Linked DNA regions of Homo sapiens: region 2 is linked to region 1. Evidence: chromatin loops called from intact Hi-C (ENCODE). Cell type or tissue: CD4-positive, alpha-beta T cell. All regions are shown on one strand. Links, peaks and the distances in the headings refer to the core of each region. The heading gives the core; the rest is flanking DNA. Region 1 overlaps RAB27A (RAB27A, member RAS oncogene family). Region 2 holds the start of DNAAF4-CCPG1 (DNAAF4-CCPG1 readthrough (NMD candidate)).

The links. A loop is a pair of places that touch in the nucleus more often than their neighbours do. Peaks named below come from ENCODE experiments on the same cell type or tissue, not always from the same donor. Only the 100,000 strongest peaks of a DNase experiment are listed, where the experiment ranks them.
Region 2: it touches region 1 in a loop (2.6-fold over the local background); 3 of 110 quality-filtered maps call a loop at or near these places.

What each region holds. Positions count from the first base shown.
Region 1 is chr15:55,197,908-55,213,038 of GRCh38, reverse strand. It overlaps RAB27A (RAB27A, member RAS oncogene family), which reads left to right. Exons shown (of 7, transcript NM_183235.3): 7 at 7,334-10,073. The coding sequence ends at 7,532. Among named protein-coding and RNA genes, the nearest start is that of RSL24D1, 8.5 kb to the right of the region's middle. In CD4-positive, alpha-beta T cell, for the core only: no CTCF peak of the experiment used is centred there; no DNase peak of the experiment used is centred there.
Region 2 is chr15:55,490,845-55,508,105 of GRCh38, reverse strand. DNAAF4 (dynein axonemal assembly factor 4) reads left to right here. Exons shown (of 10, transcript NM_130810.4): 2 at 9,522-9,899; 3 at 10,247-10,394; 4 at 16,850-16,983. The coding sequence starts at 9,777. DNAAF4-CCPG1 (DNAAF4-CCPG1 readthrough (NMD candidate)) reads left to right here and starts at 9,522. Exons shown (of 16, transcript NR_037923.1): 1 at 9,522-9,899; 2 at 10,247-10,394; 3 at 16,850-16,983. In CD4-positive, alpha-beta T cell, for the core only: no CTCF peak of the experiment used is centred there; DNase peaks (open chromatin) are centred at 9,765 and 12,985; H3K4me3 peaks cover 1,193 bases.

The DNA of each region.
Region 1 (15,131 bases), core at 4,499-12,498:
AAAAGCAAGGTGAATTTGTCACTTGATTAATCCTGTTGCAAAGACCATCTCAAATGTATAAAGGATGACTTCGACAAGAAGTCTGATTTCTCAAGATTATGTGAAAAACAGCTATACAGTTTTGAAGCAATGCTTTGTGAGTTATTTAAAAATTACACCTGTACCACAGGTCTTTGGATAACAAAACAAATGTATACTTAAGATTTGATGGGCTGGGTGCGGTGGCTCATGCCTGTAATCCCAGCACTTTGGGAGGCCGAGGCGGGTGGATCACGAGGTCAGGAGATCGAGACCATCCTGTCTAACATGGTGAAACACCGTCTGTACTAAAAATACAAAAAATTAAACGGGCGTGGTGGCAGCCGCCTGTAATCCCAGCTACTTGGGAGGCTGAGGCAGGAGAATGGCGTGAGCCCGGGAGGCGGAGCTTGCAGTGAGCCAGGATGGCGCCACTGCACTCCAGGCTGGGCAACAGAGTGAGACTGTCTCAAAAAAAAAAAAAAAAAGATTTGTTGCTCTTGAGCAACTTGATGCTGTAAAATTCAGAATGTCTTCAAGTGTATGGTCCAGAAATATAGTCTGGAGTTGGTAAGTGGCAAAGCCTTTGATAAACATGGCCAGTGACCTCTGAATACTCCCCAAAGCCAGCGTTTTCTTCTTGTACAGTGCATAAGATTTATTTATTTTGAAAATCCTCATACTAGTTTGGAACCAGTAGAACCTATGGTTAAACTGGCTGCATTGGAATTAGCTGTGGACCCAAATCCTAACTCTGCTACTTTCTAGCATTGTGAATTGGGCAAGTTCCTTTCATCTTTCTCAGCCTTAGTTTAATCATTTGTGAAATGGGAATATTGTGTACCTGAATACAGTAGTGGTTATATTTAGTGAATCATGTATGTAAGACACATAGTATTGGGTAGCTCAAGAAATAATTTTAGTTATTTTTTCCTTCAATCTTAAATGACTCATATATATCAGCTAGTTTCAATTCAGGCAAACCAGAACACTCTGAAGAGCATATACAAGAAATCCCTGAAGCAAAAAAGGGGGAAAAGCTAAAAAAAAAAAAAAAAAAAAGGTTATAGTCCAGGAAACTCATTTAATAAAATAGCATGTTGCAAAATTTGAATTTACCCAGTTTTTTTCTTCTAGTTAGTAGTTTTGGAAATCAGTATTCTTTGAACTAAACACTGAGAAGACATTTCCTATTTTGTTTTACAAGACATAGTATAGTATATGAGGACCTGTATAAGAAAACAGGAAGAGCCTACTTGCTTCTCTGTCATTTATTAGCTGAATAACATTGATCAGACCGCTTAACTTTTCTGGGCCTTCTTGCCACAGGCCTGCTTTAAGAGTTTTTTTCTAACCTAAAGATTACACCAAAAAACATTTAGAACTGATCAACGAATTCAGTAAAGTTTTAGGATACAAAATCAACATACAAAAATCATTAGCATTTATATACACCAACAGGGAACAATCTGAAAAAGAAATCAAGAAAGCAATCTCATTTACAATAGCTGCAAAGAATATAAAATACCTAGAAATCAATTTAACCAAAGAAGTGAAGCATCTATACAAGGAAAACTATAAAACACAGGTGAGAGAAATTGAAGAGGACACCAAAAATGGAAAAATATTCCATACTTTTGGACTGGAATAATTAATATTGTTAAAATGATAACACTTCCCAAAGCAATTTACTGACTCAATGCAATCCCTATCAAAATACCAATAATATTCTTCACAAATATCGAAAAAAATCCTAAAATTTATATGGAACCACAAAAGACCCTCAATAACTGACAAAATCCTGAGGAAAAAAGCCCAAAGCTGGAGACCTCACACTGACTTCAAAGTTTACTACAAAGCTATAGGAACCAAATCAGCATGGTACTGGCATAAAACAGACACATAGGCCAATGGAACAGAACAGAGAACCCAGATATAAATCCATGCATTTACAGACAACTCATCTTGGACAAAAGTACCAAGAACAGAGGGGAAAGGACATTCTCTTCAATAAATGATGCTGGGAAAACTACATAGCCACATGCAGAACAATGTAACTAGACCCCTATCTCTCACCATATATAAAAATCAACTCAAAATGAATTAAAACTTAAATATCGGACTTGAAACTATGAAACTACTAGAAGAAAACATTTGGGAAACACTCCAGGTCATTCGTCTGGACAAAAACTTTTTGTGTAAGACCACAAAACACAGGCAACCAACACAAGAATAGAAATATGGGATTTATATCAAGCTAAAAAGCTTCTACACAGCAAAGGAAACAACAAAATGAAGAGATAACCCATAGAATGGGATAAAATATTTGCAAACTACCCATCTGATCAGGGATTAATAACGAGAATATATAAGGGGCTCAAATAACTCAATAGCAAAAACAAATAATCTGTTTTAAAAATAGGCAAAAGATCTGAATAGACATTTCTCAAAAGATCTGCAAATGGCAAACAGGTGTATGAAAAAATGCTCAATATCACTACTCAGAGAAAGGCAAATCAAAACTGCAATGAGATAACTTCTCATCCAGTTAACATGACTTTTATCCAAAATATAGGCAGTAATTCCCCCCCCCTCAAAAAAAAAAAAACCACACCTAAATACAGGCAATAGTGGATGCTGGTGAGGATGCAGAGAAAGGTGAACCCGTACATTGTTGGTGGGAAAGTAAATTAGCATAAGCACTGTGGAGAAAAGTATGGATGTTCTTAAAAAAAAAAACTAAAAATAGAACTACCATATGATCCAGCAACTCCACTAATATATATGTGTGTATATATACATACACATACATGTGTGTATGTATACACACATACATATGTGTGTACGTATATATGTATGTGTATGTATACATACACATACATATATACACTATATATACATATGTGTATGTGTGTATATATACACACATATATGTGTATATATGTATATGTACACACACATATGTGTATATATGTACATGTACACACACATATATATGCGTATATATGTACATGTACACACATATATGCGTATATATGTACATGTACACACATACGCACATATATGCGTATGTGTGTACATGTACATACATATATGTGTGTATATACATACACACACATATGTGTATATATGTATACACACACATATATGTATATATGTATATACACACATATATGTGTACACACATATATGTATATATACACACATGTGTGTATATATGTATACATACACACATATGTGTGTATATATGTATATGTACACACATACACATATATATGTGTATATATATGTGTATATATATTAGTGGAAGTTTTCTTAAAAGTTTTATGTAAGTTTTCTTAGGAGAGAGATATATATATATCCCAAAAGATATATAGAGATGTATATCAGATATATCAAAAGGGTATTTGCTCTCTGTACTCCCATGTTTATTGCAGCACTATCCACAAGAGCTAAGATATGCAATCAATCTACCCATCAATGGATGAATGGATAAATAAAATATGGTTTATATATACAATGGAATGTTATTCCACCATAAAAAGAATGAAATCCCATCATTTGCAGCAGCTTGGATGGAACTGGAGATCATTATGTTATGTGAAATAGCCAAACACAGAAAGACAAATGTTGCATGTTCTTACTCATATGTGGGAGCTACAAAGGTGGATCTCATGAAGATAGAGAGTAGATTGGAGAATACCAGAGGCCAGGAAGGGTAGGAGGGAGTGGAGGATGAAGAGAGATTGATTAATAGGTACAAACATATGGTTTGATAGAAGAAATAAGATGTAGTGTTAGAAGGATCAGTAGGGTGACTATAGTTTACAACAATCTATTGTATATCTTGAAATAGCTAGGAGGGAAAAATTCCAATCGTTCTAGTATAAAGAAAAGACAAATATTTAAGATTATGGCAATCCCAAGTATACTTATCTTTACACATTATATCAGTGTATTAAATGATCATATTTACTCTGAAACTATATTATGCATAAATAAAAAATAAAATTTTCTTACAGATACAATTGAAGTCCCTTTTAAAATTCCTTGCTGATTCCATTCTCCTTCCTACCTCCTCAGAGGGAACCACACTATATCTACTTCCTATAGCAGATGTTGTTGGTTGCCTAGACAATATTCATGCCTTTATTTATAGAATCTCAATTTTCTTTAGCTATCTACTCTGCTTCTAGAGGACATGCTACTTAAGAGAGGCAGGTGCCAGCCACCAGCCCAGGAAGACTGATTGGTTTAAGCCAGTGATGGTGGTGTACCATTCCTCTTGCCAGAGTTTGGTTTAGGCATTGGCATGTGATACAGTTTTGACCAATGAGACACGAGGGAAAGTCTTCCAGGGACTTGTGGGAAAGATTTCCTCTCTCCTGAGGGAGGCACACAGAGGAAGAGTCCTTTCTTCCTTGGAACTTCGGTGTGTTGAGATGTGATGCCTGGAATGTTTTAACTTCTGGGGTCATGAAGGGAGTCAGATTGTGGAGAAAGCTGACATGTGGAGGATGGCAGAACAGAAGGATGATATGAATCTAGGCTCTTTGTTTCTACCGTTTGGCAACCGAATTAACACTGGAAACTCTCTAGTTCTGTGTTCATTATGCATTACAATAAATTCCTACTTGTGATTCATGCCAATTTGAGCCACAATTTTCGGTTACTTTTAGCTAAAAGCAGTCAAAATTATATATTTCTAGTCCAAGAAGTTGTACTTTTACTACATAGATGTTTTTATAATGATGTGTAATTGTTGTCTTCACACAAATGATCTTGTATCATACAAGTTGGTTTTTTAATTCAATGTTTAATTTTTGCCATGTTGATACAGTTTAAGCATTGTATAATTCATTGTATAAAAATATCACTATTCATGCGCTTATTGATGGACGTTTAGGTAAATTTTTTCCCTATTACAAATAGTTCTGCAATATCTATTCCATTAGACGATGCCACGTGCACATATGTGAGAGCTTCTCTAGGGCTGCACTATCCAGTGTGATAGCCACTGGTCACATGTAGCTATTTAAGTTAAAATTAAAAGTTCAGGTTTTTTGGCCAGGTGTGGTGGCTCATGCCTGTTATCCCAGCACTTTGGGAGTGGAGGCAGACAGATCACTTGAGGTCAGGAGTTTGAGACCAGCCTGGCCAACATGATAAAATTAGCTGGGAGTGGTGGCCTGTTCCTGTAGTCCCAGCTACTTGGGAGGCTGAGGGACGAGAATCGCTTGAACTTGGGAGGCAGAGGTTGCAATGAGCCAATATCACACCATTACACTCCAGCCTGGGCAACAAAGTGAGACTCCATCTCTAAAAAACAAAACAAAACAAAAACAAAAACAAAAAAGTCGCATTTTTGGTTGCATTAGCCACATTTTAAGTGCTCAATAGCTACATGTGGCTAGTAGTTATTGTACTGGATGATATACATATGGAAAGTTCCTGTCACTGTGGGAAGTTCTATTGGATAGTGCTGCTCCAGCACAGGGTTTCTGAATATTTTTCATAGGATGGCACCTGCAGAAAATGATAATATTTGTACAGCTCACTGGGATAAATAGATAAGGCTGCTCAAGTTTGGAGGAGACTGGTTCAGGGACTCTGGCTGCCCTAAGACCTTCTCAGTTGCCCTAAGGACTGAGGGATTGCTGATGTCTCATGTATCCCTGTAACTCACTTCCTGCCCATCAACATGCCTTGGCTCTGCTTTAGATGTATACCCAGGAGTGCTGTTGCTGGGTCATAGTGCATGCATGTTTCAATTTTATCAGATATTACCGTCTTATTTTCCAAAGTAGTTATTAACAGTTTATACTTACATAAGCAGTAAGTGCAAGTTCCTCTTTTCTTCTCCTTGGCAATACTTAATATTGGGAGATTTCTATATTTTTGCCAATCTGATGGGTGTGAGTTAATATACCATTATTTTAACTTGCATTTCCCTTATTTTGGGTGAGGTTGAACATTTTTTCACAAATGTAATTTCTTAGAATTTCCCGTGCATATCCTTAGTCTGTTTTGTATTATCTTGTTTATTACTTTAATTCATTTGAGGAATTATTTTTTCGGATGCTAACCCGTTTGCAAGTTATATGAAATGCCATGTATTTCGGCCTGTCGCTCATCTTTTAACTTTGCTTATGATATATGTTGTGGCACCAAAGTTTTAAACTTTAACATTGTCAAGATTATCAAACTTATTCTCTGTGGTTTGAGCTTTTATAGCTATATTAAGAAATCCTTTCTTATTCCAATGTCAAAAAGATAAGACTGTTGTATGTTCTTCTAAAAGTTTTCAAGTTTTACTTTTCACTTAGAGGAATTTAAACGGCTTTCATACCAATAATCAAGTTTTAAATTCTTAAAACTAGGCTGGGTGCAGCAGCTCACACCTGTAGTCCCAGCACTTTGGAGGCCAAGGCGGGTGGGTAGCTTGAGCTCAGGAGTTCGAAACCAGCCTGGGCAACATGGTAAAACCCTGTCTCTACAAAAAAATACAATAATTAGCCAGGTGTGGTGGTGTGCGCCTGTGGTCCCAGCTACTTGGAAAGCTGAGGTAGGAGGATCGATGCCTGGGAAGTCGCCTGGGAACTGAGATCGTGCCACTGCACTCCAGCCTGGGTGATAGAGACTCTGTCTCAAAACAAAAAACCCTCCAAAAACTTAAACGAAAAAAGATTTAATTCTGTCTCTGTCTTCCAGAATCCCCTACTTATATCTTTTTATAAATTTTTTACAGTAAATCAGTATGTATTGCCAAAATATATATATGGTCCTTTAAAAAATGAAAATTGATTTTTTTTGAGACAGTCTAACTCTATTGCCCAGGCTGGAGTGCGGTGGCACAATATTGGCTCACTGCAACCTCTGCCTCCCAGGTTCAAGTGATTCTTGAGCCTCAGCCTCCCCAGTAGCTGGGATTACAGGTGTATGCCACCATTCCTGGCTAATTTTTGTATTTTTTGTAGAGATGGGGTTTCCGCATGTTGGCCAGGCTGGTCTTAAACTCCTGACCTCAGGTGATCTGCCCACCTGAGCCTCCCAGAGTGCTGGGAGGTGTGAGCCACTGCGCCCAGCCAAAAATTGATATTTTGAAGAGTCTAAAATTTCCAGTTTTGCATATCTACTGGAAATGCAGTGTGAGTATTTTATTGTCTTTTTAACTTTTTAATGTACTCTGGGGTGGTAAAATGTTTGTCATCTTGTATATTTGTATTCTATCGATTCTCTAATTTGAATTATCAAGAGCAAAGGTCACTCTCCTTTCCCTCCACATGTTGTTACCTCAGTTGTCTCTGTCTTCCAGAATCCCCTACTTTGAAACTAGTGCTGCCAATGGGACAAACATAAGCCAAGCAATTGAGATGCTTCTGGACCTGATAATGAAGCGAATGGAACGGTGTGTGGACAAGTCCTGGATTCCTGAAGGAGTGGTGCGATCAAATGGTCATGCCTCTACGGATCAGTTAAGTGAAGAAAAGGAGAAAGGGGCATGTGGCTGTTGAGAAGTCAAGTAAGCGACATAGTAGTTCAGGTGGCCCATGCCTGGGATCTTCTCTATGATTGATACATGGCACAGTGAGAGATTAATGGGCATTGTGTACAAATTGCTTCTCACCATCCCCATTAGACCTACGAATAAAGCATCCGGTTCTAAAATTAATTTGTTGCAGCTTTGTAAATATTTCTTTAAGATTCAGCCTGAGAGTTAGGAGAAATATTTCAGAGCCAAAAGTGCCTTATACAACCTTAGCCTATTATAGTAAATCATTCAAGGATTCAGAATTTTGCAGTCACAGAAGAGTGTATTTATTATGTAGAATGAATGAGGGTACTGTCACCTGCCTTAATGTAGGTAGGCCCAGAGTCTTACATTTAAGATCTTACATGCAGTTATAAAACCGCCACAGTCTTCAATCCAGATTTGAAGACTCATGCCATAGGTGACATTCTAAAATACCATTAAAGCCACTTAAATGTTAAATAAGAATATACATGCACATCAGCTCAATGTCTTTGAGTATTAATTTTATGTAAGCATTCTATTTAACATGAATATAGGACAAATCATGGCTATATCTATAGACCTTGGATAAACTGGATTGACCAATTATACACTCACGGTGACTTTTTTATTGGTGGGAAGGGGATTGGGGTGGGGCAGGCTGGCTTAATGTAATATGAGCAACCAAAGTGGGACTTCTGTCTCCCCGCTATATTCCCATTGCTCTGAATGGTTGATTGAAGGGTCAGGGAACTAGATTTTATGGCTTTAGTTCACTGTGATTGTACATTTATACTTGGCCTATGTGCTGGCCGCACCTGAACATAGCTGGTGCTTATGCCGAGTTATTTGCGATGAGTAAATATTTAGTTTCTTTTTCTTCATATTTATAATGTTGATCTGGCATCCTCAGGCTGCAGCTTTATTAGCTTATAACTTACTCATCTCTATCTTTACCAGCAGGCTCTGTATTGTTGATATTTGCAACTTGTTTTGCTTTTCCATTGGTGGAATTGAAATAATTAGTTTTTAATTACATAAGATGCCTGTTTGCTATTTGGTGGAAGATAGATGTTCATATTGAAGCAGTCACATTTGTACTGTAGTTCAATAAAAGAAAAATGAAGTATTCTGTAGCCTATATTTTTCATAGAGCTCATGAGCATTTACTGTACTTGCTGGGTCTTGCCAAGATCATTTATTCCGCTGCATTGCCAAAGTGTCTTCATACCAAATTAAAGGTGGTTTTAATATATGTTTCATGGAAGTTGTTTATAAAATTCAAAGGTATTTCATTTAGGTGAAAAGTCTTATTTATTAAAGTGGTTTGAATAAAGTAGATCAAAACTTCCAGAGATCTTAATGGCTATATAGGAAGAAATATCACTCACCATAATTTAAATAAAGAATAAAAATACTTGTATTTTGTGGTGGCAAATGTTTGGTAGAACTGTAATTAGAAAAATACAAGTATATTTGCGTGATGGTTACACTAGAAGCCCAGACTTTACGACTACACAATATATTCATGTATCTAAACTGTACTTGTACCCCCTAAATTTATTTTTAAAAAAGGAAAAATAAAAGTATCATGAAAAAACCTATTTTTTTTTCCACTGTCCTTCCACTACTCCCATAACAAACTTATCCATGGTTGGTAAAATTTTACATATTTCTATCCTTGAAATGAAGGCTTCTTTTAAATTCCAAAGAAGTCATGGAGGCCTGTGCATTTGAATTGTATATGCTAGTGAGGAAAAGATTTAGACATTTCAAGAGCAGGGTTGGCCAGGCGCGGTGGCTCACACCTGTAATCCCAGCACTTTGGGAGGCCGAGGAGGGCGGATCACGAGGTCAGGAGATCGAGACCATCCTGGCTAACACAGTGAAACCCCATCTCTACTAAAAAAAAAAAAAAAAAAAAAATGGGCTGGGCGTGGTGGTGGGCACCTGTAGTCCCAGCTACTCAGGAGGCTGAGGCAGGAGAATGGCGTGAACCTGGGAGGCGGAGCTTGCAGTGAGCCGAGATTGCGCCACTGCACTCCAGCCTGGGCGACAGAGGAGACTCTGTCTCAAAAAAAAAAAAAAAAAAAAAGAGCAGGGTCATAATCACACAGCAGTGCCTTATATAGTTGCCATAAGACTTCAGTGCAGTACAACATAATTTTACAGCTACATATCAGGGCATATTCTATATGGTGTATTTGTGTTAGAATAACACATTAAATGTCTTTAAACATAAAAATAAGAATGTTTGCATGTTTCAGTTTTCAAGAACCAAATGAGTAATTAGCTATAGATTCCACTGGCCTTAAACATACAATTAAGTGTATACATGATATAGTGCACACACAAAAGCCACCTTTAATTATTGAAATAACCTGTATTCTTTTTGGAAATCATTTAAGTTTGGTATTGAAGTACTATATTTTTTGTGCATCAATGTATTTTTCTATTTACAAGCCTATGTAAAAGTGAAGTGTATCTTCAGTGAACCATGTGCCAATTAAGCTGTAATAAAAAAGTGGTCTAGTCTGTCAAATTTGTGTGTGAACGTAACTGTATTTATTATCACAAAGTTTCATACCAGAGGTTGTAATGCCAAAGGAAATGAAATTCAGGGATACACGTTCCATTAGGTGCTCACTGAGGGGCCAGCCAAGACAACATATTCTGGAAAAGTAATTAAAAATGTTATCAGGTTGGGCGCAGTGGCTCACGCCTGTAATCCCAGCACTTTGGGAGGCCGAGGCAGGCAGATCACCTGAGGTTGAGAGTTTGAGACCAGCCTGACAAACATGGAGAAACCCCATCTCTACTAAAAATACAAAATTAGCTGGGCGTGGTGGCGCATGACTGTAACCCCAGCTACTTGGGAGGCTGAGGCAGGAGAATCGCTTGAACCCAGGAGGCGGAGGTTGCACTCCAGCCTGGGCAACAAGAGCAAAACTCTGTCTCAAAAAAAAAAAAAAAGTTATCAAACATATATTGAGCACCTATATTTGGGAAGTGTTGTAGTAGACAATCTCAGATAAACAAAACAAGGATGATTGAGGCCTGAACTAAGATCATGCAGGGCTGAGAGATGATGCAAGAGACACTGGGGAGGGTACAGTCATGGACTGGATGAGGAGGGTATATGTGGAGAGATGGCTTCTCTGACCTTCTGACCTTATTTCTTACCACTGTCCAACTCACTCTTCTCAGGCACACTGGCCTCCTTGGAGCAGTCAAGCATGTTCCTGCCTCAGATCTCTTGCATTTGCAGTTCCCTCTGTCTGGAATGCTAGTGTTCCATGTATACCTCTCCTATCCTTTAAGACTGTTCAAATGCCACTTTGTCCAAAGAACTTTACTGACCACCTTATATAAAAGAGCAGTCACTCCCATTCATGGCCCCAACCAGATTGTCACTCCTTGACCTGTTGTTCTGCTTTGCGTTTCTTCATATCACTCAATGTAAATATTTCACCACCTGATGTATTTACAATTATTCTTAGCCAAGAGGCTGACAAGTGATTCACTTGACATATTTATATATTTGTCTACATCCACTAAGATACAAGCTCCACAAACAAGGACAGGGATTTAGGTAGTTTTCTTCAAAACTGTTACCGTCACTCAGAAAAAGGCCTGGTACACAATAGGTACTCAAATTTTTGTTAATTGACTGAGTAAAGGACTTAAAGAGGCAGCAGGGTCAAGAGAGTTTTCAAAAGAGGCCACTGTTAATGTTAAAAGACAGAAAAACGCAATTTGAAAATAAAAACAGCGTTAAAAATGTTTAAAAAGGTTCACATATAGTAAGTCCATACTAATTCATTGCAAGAAATCAAGAAATCTAGGCCAGGTGTGGTGGCTCATGCTTGTAATCCCAGCACTTTGGGAGCTGAAGTGGGTAGATCACCTGAGATCAGGAGTTGGAGACCAGCCTGGCCAACATGGTAAAACCCAGTCTCTACTAAAAATGCAAAATTAGCTGGGCGTGGTGGTTCATTCCTGTAATCCCAGCTACTGGGGAGGCTGAGGCAGGAGAATCGCTTGAACCCGGGAGGCAGAGGTTGCAATGAGCCGAGATCACGCCACTGAACTCCAGCCTGGGTGACGAAGCAAGACTTCATCTCAAAAAAAAAAAAAAATTAAGAAATCTGAGAGATAATTTCTGATCTTTTGAAGTTGATGTCAAGATGGCTAACAATCTATTTAAGACATGTTTCACTTGGTATTTTTATAAATTGGAAATCTCTATGGTGGTATTTCCAGCTCTTCTGTTATTGGTAATATAGGTATTTATAAAACTAATAAGCTCTTCCATTATAAGATACTTAGATAATGCTGGATAAAGTATGAACATATTTTTTAAAAATGTACCGATGATTTCTCAAAAAAATATGGGCAATGCCCTAAGACCACCTCCTTCCCCTTAAAAACAGACAACAGATGGAACTTAAAACAACCTGATGCTGATTGTGGTTTGCTTTTGGTTTGGTTTTGCCAGTATCGGTAATCAGGATGCTTTGTTATAATGGCTACAAAGAATTAGTAAAGAAAACCTTGGGCCTGTTGAGAATAGGGTGATGAAACTGCAGCCCTCTGTCCCCAAACACACAGAAATCCAGGACCTGCTCTATGGTTTTTTTTTTTTTCTTATTCTTCTTTTTGAGATGGAGTCTTGCTCTGTCGCCCAGGCTGGAGTGCAGTGGTGCGATCTTGGCTCACTGCAACCTCTGCCTCCCGGGTTCAAGCAATTCTCTGCCTCAGCCTCCCGAGTAGATGGGATTACAGGCACCCACCACCACACTCGGCTAATTTTTGTATTTCTAATAGAGATGGGGTTTCACCATCTTGTCCAGGCTGCTCTTGAACTCCTGACCTTGTGATCCACCCACCTTGGCCTCCCAAAGTGCTGGGATTACAGGCGTGAGCCACCGTGCCTGGCCAACCTAGTCTATGCCTTTAATCTCTTGTGAAAATTTACAACTACAAGTCGGCTTGAACACAGGTTTAAGGTTAAAGTGTATAATACCTAATTTTTCTGGGTATGTTCAATCAAGAAATTAACAAAAATTAACATTTTAAAGAAGGGATTTGTTCTGGATTACTTGGTGGAAGCAAAGCAAAAATGTTTACAGATGGAATTTCTGCACAGGCCAAAAAACACCCTACTATGGATGAGATTACAATGAAAAATTACAATCTATTTCTTCTTCATTCTTACCTCCAGTCATTAGCAAGGGCCAGCAGACCAAACAGCCAGCAGGATTTGGCATTTAAGAACCTCAAATAATATACTTATCAGAAGCAGACCATAAAGTCAAAGTGTTTAAGATAATCACAAACATGAAAGGAACTAAAAAATCCAGAAAAGAAGACAATATTAAAGATAACAGACTGGTTTGAATTAAAAAAAAAACAAAAAAACAAAAACTTCCAACAGTGAAAAATACAGCCATTGATATTCAAAACTTAATGGTTAGAGGTTAAATGACAGGTTTGACAGAGTTGAAGAGGAAATTCTAGAAGGCAGGTCAGAGGAAATTACCCATAATTCAGCAGACAGAGATAAGGAGAAAGTCCTGGAGGGGTTAAAAGACACAGAGGGAAGAAAAAAAGCTCCAACTTATATCTAGTAGGAATTCTATGAGGAGAAATTAGAGAAACTGAAGGAAGAGGCACTATATGAAAAGATAATAGCTGAGAATTTTCCAGTAATGATAAAAGACACATACCCTTAGATTTAGGAATCATAAATCCTAAGAAGGATAAATGGAATCATATTTCCAAGATTTCAGTTCAATCTTGTATTCCATTAAAATAGATGGAAAGAAAAAAACAATTTCTAAGGCTGGCTATACACACACTCATTCTAAAGTGAAGCACTGAATATGTTCATGGACTGAAGGGAACAAAGTCTCAGATGAAGCCTTAAGGTATGAAATTAAGAACACAGATAAATGATGTGGCCTCTGACATCAAAGGTAAGAGGGTAAACCTGGGTGTTCATGTATATGGGAAGGGTATAAAATTTCTTGGTGAAGTAGTAGGAACAAACAGAGTTGGGAAGGAACTGTGTAAAGTTTGCAAAGATTGGTGAGGCTCTTCCATAATTGTTGAGGAGGATAGGAGAGGAAGAGTAAAGAAAAGTAAAATAATTTTCAGTCTCTTGGTTGACAATAAAGTATTGGGCAGATGTTTATTACTAAAATTTCTGGTATGTGCCTTTGTTATTTAACATTACTCTGGAATTACTGGTCGAATGACTAGACAAGAAAAAGTATCCAATAAAAGGAAAAATGTGTGTATTTGAAGATTATAACTATACAAACTGATTCTAGAGTTAAAATGAAAAGATAAATGTTGAAGAATAGCCAGATAAAAAATGAATAAGAAGGACAAGGAAGGAAGGGTGATATGGTTTGGCTGTGTCCCCACCCAAATCTCATCTTGAATTATAGCTCCCATAATTCCTATGTGTTGTGGGAGGGACTTGGTGGGAGATAATTGAATCATGGGGCCAGTTTCCCCTACACTGTTCTCATGATAGTGCATAAGTCTCACGAGATCTGATTATTTTAAAGGGGTTTCGCCTTTCATTTGGTTTTCATTCTCTTTGCCTGCTGCCATCCATGTAAGACCTGACTTGCTCCTCCTCGGCTTCTGCTGTGATTGTGAGGTGTCCCCAGCCATAAAGAGTCCATTAAACCTCTTTCCTGTATAAATTGCCTAGTCTAGGGTATGTCTTTATCAGCAGCATGAAAACTAATAGAAAGGGAGAGGAGGTAAACCCAGTTATTCAAAAAATGACAATAATTTAAATATTTGGGCAGTGGCACATTAACAAATAAAACGATGGAACTGAGTCCAGAAATGGAGCCATAGATGTGACATTATGAGTGAGTGGGGGAAAGGATGCTTTATCAACATACAGCACTGAGGGAAAGACACTGGAGTCTTATGTCATTTATACTTAAATTCCAGACGAGTTGAAAATTCAAATGCAAAAAAATGAAACTACAAAACATAAGAGAAAACATTTTGAAAAACAATTTTGGAGTGAGAAGTGCAGTTTAAAGGAAAGTACCAAATCCAAAATCATAAAAAAATTGGATAAATCTGAATATATAAACAACATATTTCTGCATGGAAAAATACCATGAGCAAAGCTTAAAACATTGATAGGGAAATAATTTCTAAATGCATGTCAGCAAAGGACTAACCTTAACGTGTAAAGTGCTGTTGAAAATCAACGAAAGAATAGAAAACTGCGTAGGACCTGAACAGGCAATTCACAGAAAAAAGCTGAAAAACATTGTGAAAGATTCTTAACATCATTTGTAATTAAATTCAAGTTGAAATAATAATAAGATAAATTTTCATCTCAGGTTGGCAAAGATCACTTTTCACAGCGGGGTAGTGAAACAGACATCTTATTTGTTGATGCTGAGTGTTAATTGGTAAAAACTTTTGGAAGGCAATTTAGTATTATCTGCCAAATTTTAAAACTATTTATCTATATCCAGCTCCTCTGATCCAGCAGTTCTACATAAACCCTCTCCTGAAAAAGCGTACCAACAGATACTTATTATATCAAAAGATAAGA
Region 2 (17,261 bases), core at 5,292-13,291, 290 kb before region 1:
CCCAGTAAAACTCATCCCTTAATCTAGTGGTTCTCAAACTTTGGTGTGTATCAAAATTATCTGGTAGGCTGGATAAAACACAGATTGCTGTGCCCCACTTCCAGAACTTCTGGTTCAATAGATCTAGAAGGAGACTGGGAATTTGCATTTCTAACAGGTCCCCAGATGATGGTAATATTGCTGGTGGTGGTGGGGAGGACCACATTCTGAGAACCTCTGTATTTAATTTTATTTGTATTTATTTATTTTATTTATTGTTTTAATTTAATTTTTGAGTCCCTGTTACTCAGGCTAGAGTGCAGTGGCATAATCATAGTCCACTGTAACCTGAACTCCTGGCCTCAAGTGACACTCCCAAAGTGCTGAGATTACAGGCGTGAGACACAATGTGCATCCCGGGCCTTCGTTTTAATTCATACAGTGTGACTATGTGGTAATCAGTTCTGTTGGTTACCAAAAAGGCTCCCACTTGTATGAACTTCACATAAGAGTTAACCACTCTCCTTTCTAGTGCCTATCTTTACAGACGACCCCTGACTTATGATGGTTTCTCTTTGATTTCCTAACTTTACAGTGATGCAAAAGCTATATGCATTCAGTAGAAACCATGCTGTGAGTACCCATACAACCATTCTGTTTTTCATTTTTAATACAGTATTCAATAAATTACAGGGTATATTAGACACTTTATTACACCTTATTATGTTAGATGACTTTGCCCAACTGTAGGCTAATGTAAGTGTTCTGAGCATGTTTAAGGTAGGGTAGCCTAAGCTATGGTGTTTGGTAGGTTAGGTGTTTTACATGTATTTTTGACATAGGATATTTTCAACTTATGATGGGTTTATCAGGAGGTAACCACATTGTAAGTAGAGAAGTGTTTGTATAGTTTTACCACATACCTAGGAATCCTTATCTAGTGGATTCAGTTTCCGTTGTTCAAAAGTTTTATAAAGGCCAGGCATGGTAGCTCATGCCTGTAATCCCAGCACTTTGGGAGATGGAAGTGAACGGATCACCTGAGGTCAGAAGTTCGAGACCAGCCTGGCCAACATGGTGAAACCCCACCTCTAATAAAAATACAAAAAATTAGCCAGGCTTGGTGGTGGGTGCCTGTAATCCCAGCTACTCAGGAGGCTGAGACAGGAGAATCGCTTGAACCTGGGAGGCAGAGATTGCAGTGAGCCAAGATGCCCCATTGCACTCCAGCCTGGGTGACAAGAGTGAAACTCCATCAAAAAAAGAAAAAAGAAAAATAAAAAAGTAAAAGTTGTATAAAATAGCATTATTTCTTGAGGATATTATTTGACTTGCTTTTTTCACTCATCCATCCAATGTATAGCTATCATTCACTCATTTTTATTGTTGTATAATATTCTGTTTTGTGTATATACCTGTTGAAAGACATTTGGCTTATTTTCAGGTTTTTTTCTATGAAGTTGCTATGAACACCTATAAATGTTTCCTAGTGTATAGGACCAAGACTTTTTCTAGGGCAGTAATTCTCAGATGGGGGAAATTTTGCTATTCCCACCCACCCCTGAAACCCAGAAGACATTTGGCAATGTCTGGAGACACTTTTATTATTAGAACTCAGGAGTGTTACTAGAATTAAGAGGGTGGATGCTGCTAAACATCTTAAAATGCACAGAGCAGCCTAAATTATACAAAATGATCCAGCCTATAATGTTAATAGTGTGGAGGCTGAAAAACCCTGTTGTAGGACAGTGGTTCACAAAGCATCAGCATCACCTAGGAACTTGCTAGAAATCTCTAAGATAGATACATAGGAGTGGAATTGCTGGTTATAAAATAAGCAGGTATTCACATTAATAAGATTATGCCAATTTGCCCATTTTATTGTGGGGTTGTGTTTCTTTTTCTCTATATATTTTGTTTATATGTTCTCTTTGTTTATTATTGAGAAAGAGGGCAAAAAGCAGCCCCTGATATTCAGAAGCTGACCTGGCACTCACAGCTTGGCCATAATATTATTCTGTTGAACATTAACAATTTAAATCTCATAGAATACCAAGCTGAGACAAAAGTACTCTGAGATCACAATAAAATGAGACAAGGCCACTTCATAGCATTATCTAAGCATAGGCAAAAACAAGGTCTTTGTGTCACCCATAAGATAACAGACACCCCCTTTCTGGATAAAATGTACAACAGCTACTTTTTTTATTATTATACTCTAAGTTCTAAGGTACATGTGCACAACGTGCAGGTTTGTTACATAGGTATACATGTGCCATGTTGGTTTGCTGCACCCATCAACTTGTCACTTACATTAGGTATTTCTCCTAACGCTATCCCTCCCCCAGCCCCCCCACCTCTCAACAGGCCCCAGTGTGTAATGTTCCCCTCCCTGTGTCCATGTGTTCTCATTTTTCAACTCCCACTTACGAGTGAGAACACGTGGTGTTTGGTTTTCTGCCCTTGTGCTATTTTGCTGAGAGTGATGGTTTCCAGATTCATCCATGTCCCTGCAAAGGACGTGAACTCCTCCTTTTTTATGGCTGCATAGTATTCCATGGTGTATATGTGCCACATTTTCTTTATCCAGTCTATTATTGATGGACATTTGGGTTGGTTCCAAGTCTTTGCTATTGTGAATAGTGCCTCAGTAAACATACGTGTGCATGTGTCTTTATAGTAGCATGATTTATAATCTTTTATATATACCCAGTAATGGGATTGCTGGGTCAAATGGTATTTCTAGTTCTAGATCCTTCAGGAATCTTCACACTGTCTTCCATAATGGTTGAACTAATTTACACTCCCACCAAAAGTGTAAAAGTGTTCCTATTTCTCCACATCCTCTCCAGCATCTATTGTTTCTTGACGTTTTAATGATCACCATTCTGACTGGTGTGAGATGGTATCTCACTGTGGTTTTGATTTGCATTTCTTTGATGACCAGTGATGACAAGCATTTTTTCATATGTCTGTTGGATGCATAAATGTCTTCTTTTGAGAAGTGTCTGTTCATATCCTTTGCTCACTTTTTGATGGGGTTGTTTTTTTCTTGTAAATTTGTTTAAGTTCTTTGTAGATTCTGGATATTAGCCCTTTGTCAGATGGATAGATTGCAAAAATTTTCTCCCATTCTGTAGGTTGCCTGTTCACTCTGATGATAGTTTCTTTTGCTGTGCAGAAGCTCTTTAGTTTAATTAGATCCCATTTGTCAATTTTGGCTTTTGTTGCCATTGCTTTTGGTGCTTTAGTCATGAAGTTTTTGCCCATGCCTATGTCCTAAATGGTATTGCCTAAGTTTTCTTCTAGGGTTTTTATGGTTTTAGGTCTTACATTTAAGTCTTTAATCCATCTTGAGTTAATTTTTGTATAAGGTGTAAGGAAGGGATCCAGTTTCAGCTTTCTACATATGGCTAGACAGTTTTCCCAGCACATTTATTAAATAGGGAATCATTTCCCCATTGCTTGTTTTTATCAGGTTTGTGAAAGATCAGATGGTTGTAGATGTATAGTGTTATTTCTGAGGCCTCTGTTCTGTTCCATTGGTCTATATATCTCTTTTGGTACCAGTGCCATGCTGTTTTGGTTACTGTAGCCTTGTAGTATAGTTTGAAGTCAGGTAGTGTAATGCCTCCAGCTTTGATCTTTTTGTTTAGGATTGTCTTGGCTATGCGGGTTCTTTTTTGGTTCCATATGAACCTTAAAGTAGTTTTTTCCAATTCTGTGAAGAAAGTCATTGGTAGCTTGTTGGGGATAGCATTGAATCTATAAATTACCTTGGGCAGTAGGACCATTTTCGCAATATTGATTTTTCCTATCCATGAGCATGGAATGGTCTTCCATTTGTTTGTGTCCTCTTTTATTTCACTGAGCAGTGTTTTGTAGTTCTCCTTGAAGAGGTCCTTCACATCCCTTGTAAGTTGGATTCCTAGGTATTTTATTCTCTTTGTAGCAATTGTGAATGGGAGTTCACTCATGATTTGGTTCTCTGTCTGTTAATGGTGTATAGGAACGCTTGTGATTTTTGCACATTGATTTTGTATCCTGAGACTTTGCTGAAGTTGCTTATCAGCTTAAGGAGATTTTGGGCTGAGGCTATGCGGTTTTCTAAATAGACAATCATGTCGTCTGCAAACAGAGACAATTTGACTTCCTCTCTTCCTACTTGAATACCCTATATTGCTTTCTCTTGCCTGATTGCCCTGGCCAGAACTTCCATTACTATATTGAATTGGAGTGGTGAGAGAGGGCATCCTTGTCTTGTGCCGGTTTTCAAAGGGAATGCTTCCAGTTTTTGCCCATTCAGTTTGATATTGGCTGTGGGTTCCTCATAAATAGCTCTTATTATTTTGAGATACGTTCCAACAATACCTAGTTTATTGAGAGTTTTTAGCATGAAAGGCTATCGAATTTTGTCAAAAGCCTTTTCTGCATCTATTCAGATGATCATGTGGTTTTTGTCTTTGGTTCTGTTTATGTGATGGATTATGTTTATTGATTTGCGTATATTGAACCAGCCTTACATCCCAGGGATGGAGCCGACTTGATCGTGGTGGATAAGCTTTCTGAGGTGCTGCTGGATTCGGTTTGCCAGTATTTTATTGAGGATTTTTGCATCGATGTTCCTTAGGGATATTGGCCTAAAATTATCTTTTTTTGTTGTGTTTCTGCCAGGCTTTGGTATCAGGATGATGCTGGCTCATAAAATGAGTTGGGGAGGATTCCCTCTTTTCCGATTGATTGGAATAGTTTCAGAAGGAATGGTACCAGCTCCTCCTTGTACCTCCAGTAGAATTCGGCTCTGAATCCGTCTGGTCCTGGACTTTTTTTGGTTGGTAGGTTATTAATTATTGCTTCAATTGCAGAGCCTGTTATTGGTCTGTTCAGAGATTCAAATTCTTCCTGGTTTAGTTTTGGGAGGGTGTATGTGTCGAGGAATTTATGCATTTCTTCTAGATTTTCTAGTTTATTTGCGTAGAGGTGTTTATAGTATTCTCTGATGGTAGTTTGTATTTCTGTGGTATCGGTGGTGATATCCCGTTTATCATTTTTTATTGCGTCTATTTGATTCTTTTCTCTTTTCTTCTTTATTAGTCTTGCTACAGGTCTATCAATTTTGTTGATCTTTTCAAAAAACCAGCTGCTGGATTCACTGATTTTTTTGAATGGTTTTTTGTGTCTCTATCTCCTTCAGTTCTTTTCTGATCTTAGTTATTTCTTGCCTTCTGCTAGCTTTTGAATGTGTTTGCTCTTGCTTCTCTAGTTCTTTTAATTGTGATGTTAGGGTGTCGATTTTAGATCTTTCCTGCTTTCTTTTGTGGGCATTTAGTGCTATAAATTTCCCTCTACACACTGCTTTAAATGTGCCCCAGAGATTCTGGTACGTTGTGTCTTTGTTCTTACTGGTTTCAAATAACATCTTTATTTCTGCCTTCATTTCGATATTTACCCAGTAATTCAAGAGCAACAGCTACTTTTTTTTACCAGTCATCACGTAGGGAAGAAAAAATATCTTCTCCTTCTACCCTTCTAAGTTCTTGACTGGGGCCTTTGTAAGAAAAGAGAGATTAACAATACAAAAAACATACAAATTTATTCAATATAAGTTTACATAACATGGGAACCTTCTTAAGGACATGAAGAATGGAAGAAATGATTAAACCTGAGCATTTTTATGCTAGGTTTGATAGAGAATGAAAAGTCATAGGAAAACCTAATAACACAAAGGATATGAGCTGCAATTCCTTCAGCTTAAAATAATTAATTTTTAAATATTTAAATTTTAAAAATTTAATTAAAGTGTCATAATTTGGGGTAGCATGTCCTGAACTCCATCAATAGAATTACCCTTGCTTTCTGAAAACACTCATACTATGGGGGAACCAAACCTCCTTCTCCTAAATTCTAAAACTGTCTTACTGAGACACCCCATGATGTGTGTTCTCTCTTGCTCAGTGAGCAATGAATTCATCTTGTTCAACCACAAATGTCCCTGTGTCTCTGGCTGAAGGGCATATTTCAGAGATCTTAATAGTCTTTATTATGCCTTTTGGTGAGCACCACTTCTTTTTTTTTTTTCTTTTGAGACAGAGTCTTGCTCTTGTTGCCTAGGCTGGAGTGCAGTGGCATGATCTCGGCTCAATGCAACTTCCGCCTCCCAGGTTCAAGCGATTCTCCTGCCTCAGCCTCCTGAGTAGCTGGGATTACAGGCACACACCACCACCTCTGGCTAATTTTTGTATTTTTAATAGAGATGGGGTTTCACCATGTTGGCCAGGCTGGTCTCAAACTCTTAACCTCAAGTGATCCACCTGCCTCGGCCTCCCAAAGTGCTGGGATTACAGGCGTGAGCCACCCCGCCCAGCCCAGTGAGCAACACTTCTTAATTTTAGTTCGTTTTTAATTTTTTGCCTCCCTAATGAGTGCTTTTTATGTTATATTTAAGAAATCCTGGCCCGGCGTGGTGGCTTACACCTGTAATCCCGGCACTTTGGGAGGCCGAGGTGGGTTGATCACGAGGTCAGGAGATCGAGACCATCCTGGCTAACACGGTGAAACCCCGTCTCTACTAAAAATGCAAAAAATCAGCCGGATGCGGTGGCGGGCACCTGTAGTCCCAGCTACTAGGGAGGCTGAGGCAGGAGAATGGCGTGAACCCAGGAGGCGGAGCTTGCAGTGAGCCGAGATAGCGCCACTGCACTCCAGCCTGGGCGAAAGAGCGAGACTCCGCCTCAAAAAAAAAAAAAAAAAGAAAGAAAGAAATCCTGCCAGGCACAGTGGCTCACGCCTGTAATCCCAGCACTTTGGGAGGCCGAGGTGGGCGGATCATGAGGTCAGGAGATCGAGACCATCTTGGCCAATACGGTGAAACCCCGTCCCTACTAAAAATACAAAAATTAGCTGGGCTTCGTGGTGCATGCCCATAGTGCCAGCTACTCAGGAGGCTGAGGCAGGAGAATCGCTTGAACCCCGGAGGTGGAGGTTGCAGTGAGCCGAGATCGCGCCACTGCACTCCAGCCTGGTGAGAGAGTGAGACTCCGTCTGAAAAAACAACAACAAAAAAATCCTTTCTTACTCCAATATCATACAGGTATTTTTTTTTTTAAGTTTCCATTTTTTTTTTTTTTTTTTTTTGAGACTCAGTTTCACTCTTGTTGCTCAGGCTGGAGTGCAATGGCACGCTCTCAGCTCATGGCAACCTCTGCCTCCTGGGTTCAAGCAATTCTCCTGCCTCAGCCTCCCGAGTAGCTGGGATTACAGACATGTGCCACCATGCCTGGCTAATTTTGTATTTTTAGTAGAAACGAGCTTTCTCTATGTTCGTCAGGCTGGTCTTGAACTCCCAACCTCAGGTGATCCGCCCACCTCGGCCTTCCAAAGTGGTGGGATTACAGGCATGAGCCACCACGCCCGGCCAACTTGACAAGTTTTTAAGGTATAATTCATTCAGAGTCTAAAAGTTTAGTAGGATCATGGTAGTCAGGAGAATAATTTCACTGCAGAGGTGTGTATGTGTTTAGCAAAGTGATTGCTAACAGATTTTCCTGAAATCCCCGACAGCACAAAGTATCCTTTACATTATTATCTTTCATGCATATAAAATCTCACATATTTCTGTATAGTGGGAGAACCTGGACTTTAACATTTTATATGAAAGAAATGCATAAACCCTGTCTTTAGAAGATAATGTAAGATTTGGAAACAATATGGTAAAAGTAGGAATAGAACAAAAGGGGGAAAATGACAAAAGAAATTTTTTTAAAAAAGTCCATGGGATTCGTGGGTTTCTCAGCTTAAAGGGACAAGGGAAAGCAAGTCTAGGATGACTCCCAGTATTCAAAGTTACCAGAAGCTTGAGATGATGAACTGCTAAGGTAGTGAGTGTGCCCTATTTTGGGGAAAAGATGGTTTTCTCTTCAAGTCTGTTGCTCCTTATCTTTCCTCAATGAATTTCTAAGGAGCATTGAAATTTGTGTGAAAGAAAGGCTTCCAAAAGTAAATAAGTTTAAAATCCAGGGTTTTGTATTATACTTTCAGATTTCCACAAAGGCCCAGTTTCTCTGTTTTTTTTTTAAAGTTAAAAAAAAGTTGAAAATCAAAAGCCCCAAGTGGGAAGTAATTTGTGTGTATCTAAATATTGTATACATTCACTGTTTTATCCCAGCAATTTATAAACTGGGTGTGCAGAAAGCAGCCTGGAGCAAAAACATTGTAATGGGAGTTAAGAGATCAGGATTTTAATGATGGTCTGCTACTAATCTATACGAAAATGGTTTGTGTATAGGTTTCAGATTCCTTAAATATGTAGAATAAGACTACATAATCTTCAAGCTTCTCTGCAGCACTTAAGTTCAGATTCTACTTAAGCACTTACGGAATGTGTCAGTGTAATTCCAATTTACCCTATTCCAGATTTGTAGCAAAGCATTTGTCAGATGAATCATAGGGTGGTTTCTCTTCAGTTTTCAAACTTTGGAGCAAAACCTATATAGGTGCTTTTGGCGGCCTTACAGTTAATAGGATTTGCAGGATACAATAGTTTTAGACAAGCTCCTGGTATGTGTTGTGAACAAACGTTTTCTGAAGAGGAATTTGGAGCAAAGCAACTATTTCAGGGAACAGTTTGCAAACTGGGGAGTTGAAGCCTTAGGTGTAAAACAAAGGTGCATTCCAGAGAACAAAGGGAGGGTTTGGGTTTTACAGCAAAAGTTTCTGCCCAGGTTCCCAGTCAGGTTCGTTTATACAAATGAACGATTGAACCGCACTTAGTTCTGATTGGTTGATACAGCTGAGCCCTGATTGGTTGAGGCAGGTGAGCCCTATAAGACCCAACACTCAACAGAGGTGTGGGTTTGGGGAGAACGCAGAGTCCATGTGTGACCTCTAGTAGGTAAATGACCACGTGTCTCTATTTTAAATTTAGACCCAGTTAGCCGCTCTGGATGTTGACGGATTGGCTCTTTCAGGTTCACATTTGTTCACAGTCTGTATGACCAAGAAATTTGCAAAACAGAACAACTAGCGCTAACTCTTAATAGCCTCAGTCAGAATAAACAGACAAGACACTGCACCAAGGGCGTATGGGCATTGCACCTGCTCCTCATGGGCTGCTTTCCCGAGCCTTATGCCCACAGCCCTCCTTAGCATTATCGCATTATGAGGCTGGAAGTGCTTTTTTTTTTCTTTCTTTCTTTTTCTTTTCTTTTTTTTTTTTTGAGACGGAGTTTCGCTCTTGTTTCCCAGGCTGGAGTGCAATGGCGCGATTTCGGCTCACTGCGACCCCTGCCTCCCGGGTTCAAGCGATTCTGCTGCCTCAGCCTCAGCCTCCAGAGTAGCTGAGATTACAGGCATGCACCACCACGCCCGGCTAATTTTGTATTTTTAGTAGAGGCGGGGTTTCTCCATGTTGGTCAGGCTGGTCTCGAACTCCCAACCTCAGGTGATCCGCCCGCCTCGGCCTCCCAAAGTTCTGGGATTACAGGCGTGAGCTAGCGCGCCCGACCCACAGAGTGCTTTTTTTTTTTTTTTTTTTTCTCAAGCAGAGGGTATGGGTCTACTTCTTTGAACATTCGCTCAGATCGTAAGGTAACCCCAAGAATCGGCATCACTCTCTGGTCTGGGCGCCTGGATAGTCACGCATGGAGTCCGCGAGGTGCTGGCGCCGGAGCACGCTGGGAACGCCGGGCTCCCGGCCGGCCTGACCCGGAAGGGCTGGCGCATGGTAACCCCAGCTTCCCTAGCAACCAAGCAGGCGCAAGAAGCAACCAGCCGCGCTATCCGCTCCCGTTGCTACCGGAATGCCTCTTCAGGTTAGCGATTACAGCTGGCAGCAGACGAAGACTGCGGTCTTTCTGTCTCTGCCCCTCAAAGGCGTGTGCGTCAGAGACACGGACGTGTTCTGCACGGAAAACTATCTGAAGGTAAGAATGCAAGTCTTGCCTGCCGGTCTCCGGGGGTGTGGTCCGAAGCTTCTGCAAGAGCGCAGCTGGGCACGAGCAACAGGCTCATCTTTGCCGATAAACGTCCTAAATTTTTAATCCTATTAAAAAAATGAATCCCATACAGGTAACACACCATCTGTAGACAGATAATCAGATCAGAGACTACTTTTATCCAGGGCTTCCTCATATGCCTTGCTAATCTTTCACTACCTGGCATAAATTTAGTGGGCCTTTTAGAAAGTTATTTTACCTTTTTCACGTGTTTCTTAATACGCGTGCTTAATTTGTGTAACTAACTTAGTTTCTGTTTTCACCCTTCTGCATAGGTCAACTTTCCTCCATTTTTATTTGAGGCATTTCTTTATGCTCCCATAGACGATGAGAGCAGCAAAGCAAAGATTGGGAATGACACCATTGTCTTCACCTTGTATAAAAAAGAAGCGGCCATGTGGGAGACCCTTTCTGTGACGGGTGGTAAGTTCTTTATTAAAAGATGTTCATCTGGTTGTACCTTTTCGGTTTCAGACCTTTTAAAAAATTTTATTTTGAAGCACCTATATTGTGTAGGGGAAGATAGATTTTTTTTTTTTAAGAGTCTTGCTCTGTCGCCCAGGCTGGAGTGCAGTGACATGATCTCGGCTTACTGCAACCTCTGCCCCCGGGGTTCAAGGGATTCTCCTACCTCAGCCTCTCAAGTAGCTGGGATTATAGGTGTCCGCCACCACGCCCGGCTAAATTTTTTTGTATTTTTGGTAGAGCGTTTTGCCATGTTGGCCAGGCTGGTCTCACACTCCTGACCGGTCATTAAGTGATCCACCCGCCTTGACCTCCCAAAGTGCTGGGATTACGGGTGCGAGCCACCACACCCGGCCAGATAGACTTTCCTTTTACTCTCCAAGGTTCAATAGCTGGGTCTATAAAATAAACTAACAACAGAAGGATTGACAGAAGAAAATGTATAGAAATTTATGAATTTTTAATATTAGTGCTTGAGGGCATCACAGGGAAAAAAGTGAATACCCCCCAAGCGGTGAGATTTGAGAGTTTAGGGACTGTCTTAATAGGGGAAGGGGGAGGGGATGTAGGCCGCTTAGAACAGGAAATGATTTTTAGGAAAGATGAATGGATCCTTAGAAGAATAGATAGGAAATGTGATAGCTTTTAACAAAATTTGTCAGAGTGTGGTGTTGACTTGTAGTTTCCTTTTCTGGGAGAATAGTCAATATTCCCTGGTTAATGAAACTCCAGGGGAAGAGATTTATGACACTTGGGTTCCTTTGGAAAATCTGTTTTTAGGCAGATAAGAGGAGTTCTGGCAAAACCTCTCCCTGCATTTGCTGCTTTCAAGTGCCTTTAACTCAAAATGATCGCTATATGAAAGCAGCATATTTTGGGGTGGCATATCCTGAACTCATTCAATTGCTGTTTTAGAAAAAAAAAAAGGCTTATGAGCCTAATTTAAGTGATACAGTGCTTCAGCAGCCATTTAAATAAACCTAAAGGCTGAATTAGTCAAAGTTAGAGCACATTAAGCAGAAGATGTGGGCTCATGTCTTAAGGGTAAGCCCTCCTGATATATAGCCTTTATTGAGTACTTAACTTTGCGTTAGGTGTTAACATGCCTGTAATTCCATGAAACAACCTGTCACTTAGGTATTATTACCCTTTTTTTACAGGGGAGGCTACTGACATATGGAAAGTTTGAGTAATTGGCAAAATCACACAGCTAGTGACTGGCAGCCTGGAACTGGAGCCTTAGCAGTTTCACTCTAGAGCAGATGTTCCCAACCCTGGCTACATATTTGAATCAGCTATGGAATTTTAAAATAATACTCTAATCCAGTGAAATCAGTTTCTGGGAATAGGACTCAGGTGTTGGAAGTTTTGAAAAGCTTTCCAGGAATTATAATGTGCAGCCAAAGTTGAAATCCCCAGTTGTTGTTTGTTTGTTTGGAAAGACAGAGTCTCGCTCAGTCACCCAGGCTGGAGTGCAGTGATGCGATCTCGGCTCACTGCAACCTCCGCCTCCCTAGGTTTAAGTGATTCTTCAGCCTCAGCCTCCCAAGTAGCTGGGACTACAGGCACGTGCCACCACGTCCAGCTAATTTTTGTATTTTTTAGTAGAGACAAGGTTTCACTATATGTTGGCCAGGCTGGTCTCAAACTCCTGACCTCAAGTGATCCACCCACCTCGGCCTCCCGAAGTGCCGGGATTACAGCCATGAGCCACCGCGACCGGCCTGACATCCCCAGTTTTAAAGCTAGTTCTCTGTAGTCTTATTAAGCTAGTTGTCAGTGCTTTGTACTAATACCAAGATCAGCTTCCATAGTCAGTAATTGTCCTCTACTGCTTTAGCCCTGTTTTCCTCCTTCCTTCTTTAGTTGTCATGTTTTCTAATACTTTATGTTTACTGCCTGGAATTTATTTTTTTTAATTTTGAGTTTTTTAAGAGATAGAATCTCACCCTATCACCAACGCTGGAGTGCGGTTGGTGTTACCATAGCTCATTGTAACCTCAAACTCCTAGGTTCCAGCAATTCTCCTGCCTCGACCTCCTGAGTAGCAGGGACTACAGGTGTGCACCAAAACACCTAGGTAATTGTTTTTATTTTTGTAGAGACAGGGTCTCACTATGTTGCCGATAGGTCTTGAACTCCTAGGCTCAAGTGATCCTCCCACTTTGGCCTCCCAAATGCTGGGATTTCAGGCGTGAGCCACTGCACCCAGACTACTGCCTGGAATTTCTTTTAAGCCTTTGGCATTAAGCCTTGAATATGGACTCTTGAGGGTAGAAAGAGTTGCAACCATTCTTTCTATCAAGGCTTTCTTGGTATCTTGTAGTGGAATTTAATTTTTAATTTCCAAGACCAAGGTAGAATTTATTTTTCTAAGATCGGGTATTCAGCTCAGAGAATACTGGTTAAGGTAGGTTAACATAGCCAGTTTACTTAATTTTTTTTTTTTTTTTTTTTTTTTTTTTAGTGAGCCCCAGACTACCTAAAGAGTTTTAAAGAATCAGGTTCCTGTTTTTTGACCTCTTACTTCCTCTGTGACTCAGTAAGTCTATGTTGGGGCCTGAGGATGTCATAACACACCCAGTCTGTTTTGACTTCTTACCTAAAATTGAATATACATTTATTTTGACTCTTGTAAATTAACTTTTTCTGTAAAGGACCAGATAGTATTTTAGACTTCACAGGCCATATGGTCTCTGTCATATCTATTCAGCTCTGCCATTGTAGCACAAAAGTAGCCACAGGTGATTCATATTTATGGACAATGAAATTTGAATTTCATCTAATTTTTAAATGCCACAAAATGTTATTTTGATTTTTTTCATCCATTTAAAAATGTGAAAATTATTCAAGGCTTGTGGGCTGAGGGGAAACAGGTGGCAGGTCGGATTTGGCCCATGGGTCATAGTTTGCCAACCTCTGATTTAGACAAATCAAAACAGTCTTAAAACTGACTTAAGCTCAGCGCAGTGGCTCATGCTTGTAATCCCATCACTTTGGGAGGCCGAGGCAGGTGAATCACCTGAGGTCAGGAGTTTGAGACCAGCCTGGCCAACATGGTGAAACCCTGTCTCTACTAAAAATACAAAACTTCGTCAGGCGTGGTAGTGGATGCCTGTAGTCCCAGCTACTTGGGAGGCTGATGCAGGAGAATCGCTTGAACCCGGGTGGTGGAGGTTGCAGCGAGCTGAGATCTCACCACTGCACTCCAGCCTGCGCAACAGAGCGAGACTCCATCTCAAAAAAAATAAAAAATAAAAAACCACTAATTTATATCACAATGAACATTGATTCTACTTCAGAAACCAGGTTTGAGATTCCTTTAGAAATCAAACTCAGTTTGCCGGGCGCGCTGGCTCACGCCTGTAATCCCAGCACTTTGGTAGGCCGAGGCGGGCTGATCATCTGAGGTTGGGAGTCCGAGACCAGCCTAACCAACATGGAGAAACCCCGTCTCTACTAAAAATACAAAATTAGCCGGGCATGGTGGCGCATACCTGCAATCCCAGCTACTCAGGAGGCTGAGGCAGGAGAATCACTTTAACCCGGGAGGCGGAGGTTGCGGTGAGCCGAGATTGTGCCATTGCACTTCAGCCTGGGCAACAAGAGCGAAACTCAGTCTCAAAAAAAAAAAAAAACAAGAAAGAAATCAAACTCAGTTTTGCCAGGTTACAGTGGCTCATGCCTAAAGTAATCTCAGCACTTTAGGAGGCCAAGGTGGGAGGATCATTTGAGCCCAGGAATTCAAGACCAGCCTGGGCAACATAGGGAGACTTCACCTCTATTAAAAAAAAAAAATTAGCCGGGCATAGTGGCATGTGCCTTATAGTCCCAGCTACTTGGGAGGCTGAGGTTGGAGGATCACTTGAGCCCAAGAGGTGGAGGCTGCAGTAAGCCATGCTCATAATGCTGCACTCCAACCTGGGTGACAGTATGTGATCCTCTCTCAAAAAAAAGAAATCAAACTCAATTTTACTTGCAATTCAGTGGGATTATTTATTTAACCATTTTTTTTTCACATAAAATATTGTGGAACTCCAGTTTATACACGTAGACTGTCTACCTCATTATTCAGACTCTAATTTTTCTCATTTTTTCTGGAAATTCCTTCTTGATACACTCTTTATTTCTATTAGACATGGAGTATTTCATTTGGGAAGTTAATGTTCTTCCAGTTATTTCTGCCGCTGAAGCTGACTTAGCTGTCTACCTTCCTGTTTTTAAACAGCAGGAGAGATGAGAAGAGGCTTCAGACCTAACTTCAGTACTAGTTCTTAGCCAAGATCTTAGATGAATAAAATTACACACTTTTACTTACCTCTAACTGATATTTAACATTCTCTTCAATTGTGAAGATAGGCAACAAATAATAGTAGTATCTTAGTCTGTTTGGGTACTATAACAAAATACCATCAACTGAGAAGCTTATAAACAACAGAACTTTATTTCTCACACTCCTGTAGGCTGGGAAGTCCAGATCAAGGTCCTGGCAGGTTTGGTATGCGGTGAGGGCTCACTTTCCTGTAGATGGCACCGTACTGTGTCCTCACATGGTGGAAGGGGCAAGTCTGCTTTCTGGGGCCTTCTGTATAAGGACACTACCTCCCAAAAGGCCTCACCTACAAATAATATCACATTAAGGGTTGGGATTTTAACATAAGAGTTTTAGGGAGACATAAACATTCAGACCATAGCAAGTAGTATCAACAAAAACAAAAGTATGTTTATATCAGAGATACCTCTTTTATACTCTACTTTGAAATTACAATATTAGACTTGTTGCTATATATTAATGCATTAATAAAGAAGCACATAATCGTGTATCACAATTTGGCCGGCCGCAGTGGCTCACGCCTGTAATCCCAGCACTTTCGGAGGCCAAGGCAGGCGGATCACAAGGTCAGGAGATCAAGACCATCCTGGCCAACATGGTGAAACCCCGTCTGTACTAAAAATATAAAAATTAGGTGGGCGTGGTGATGCCCACCCGTAGTCCCGGCTACTTGGGAGGCTGAGGCAGGAGAATTGCTTGAACCCAGGAGGCGGGGGTTGCAGTGAGCTGAGATCGGACCACAGCACTCCAGCCTGGCAACAGAGCAAGACTCCGGCTCAAAAAAAAAAAGTATATCACAATTTTATTTCTTAATGTTTTATAAGTGTTTTGATATAACTGAGTTTCTTTGTAGACCTGTATATTTTATTTCATACATTTTAAAACATTGTGAAAGGATTTATAAGGATTCACTACTCTGCCAAGGTGTCTGCTGCACAAAAAAGGTTAAGAACCCATGCCTGGGGTATGATTCATCCCTCTACCCACCCCTTATCTACTCTCCCCTACTTTGTCTTCCCCTCAAGTTTTCTCCTCTCCCCTTCTGTTTTTTTTTTTCTGCTTAAAGGCTAGATCTTTTCCCTTAGGCTCTGATCCTTCCCTTTGTAAGATAATTTACCCATTGATCGTAGTCTTCAGTTTGTGAAACTTTGGGCCACATCAAATATAAAGATAACTGTGAGATCTTGCGTGGTGGCTCATGCCTGTAATTCCAGCACTTTGGGAGGCCAAGGTAGGAGCATCGCTTGAGCCCAGGAGTTCAAGACCAGCCTGGGCAATATAGTGAGACCTCGTCTCTACATAAAATTTAAAAATTAGCCAGATGTGTTGGCACACACCTGTAGTCCCAGCTACTCAGGAAGCTGAGGTAGGAGGATTGCTTGAGCCCAGGAGGTTAAGGTTACATTAAGCTGTGATTGCTTAACTGCACTCCAGCAGCCTGGGTGACAGAGAGAGACCTAGTCTCAGGAAAACAAACAAACAAGCTGTGGATGGTAAGGTTTTATATATATTTATATATATTATATAAAATATTATATATAAATATATATAAAACCTTACCTATTATATTATTATATACTATTATAATATAATATTATATATTATATTATATACTATTATATAATAATAGTATATAATATTATTATATAATAATATAATATTATCTATAATATATAATATATATTTTATATTTTATATATTATATAAATGATGATTTATTGTGATCAGGTTTATAAGCAAATAGCCCTAGTTTCTTAACAGAGAAGGAAGAGGATAAATGTGTCCTTGCACCTTCATCCTCACCCTCTCCCTCTCATTACCTGCCTCTTGTGTCCCTCCCCCATCCCTTCTTCTTCCTCTCCACCCCCTTCATTCTCTAGTCATTCATTATTATTACAGTTAGTTGCTTACCTTTTAACATTAGCTTCTTGGCCAGTTTAATATTGAAAAATATTTTCCATGTTCCTTGTGAAGTTGGGTACAAAGAAATCTCATCCTGGGTCAGTTTATTTAAGTAGTTTTCTCATAAGTAAAGCAAATTTGTCATAATTCTAATTTAGCAATATTCTGTACATTTTAGTTGACAAAGAGATGATGCAAAGAATTAGAGAAAAATCTATTTTACAAGCACAAGAGAGAGCAAAAGAAGCTACAGAAGCAAAAGCTGCAGCAAAGCGGGAAGATCAAAAATACGCACTAAGTGTCATGATGAAGGTAAGTTGCAGAATGACAGGCAAGTCCTCTAAAGAGATAATAGTAGACTATGTGAGGATAGTGAGTTCCAGCTGCTGGACTTCCTCAGCATTTTCTTCATACTTTGTTTAGAGGACTTACTATGTTATATAGACTGTCTGCTATTTATATGTGTGTTTTTTTTTTTCTTGAGACCGAGTCTCACTCTGTCGCCCAGGCTGGAGTGCAGTGCGGTGATCTGGGCTCACTGCAAGCTCCACTTCCCGGGTTCATGCCATTCTCCTGCCTCAGCCTCCTGA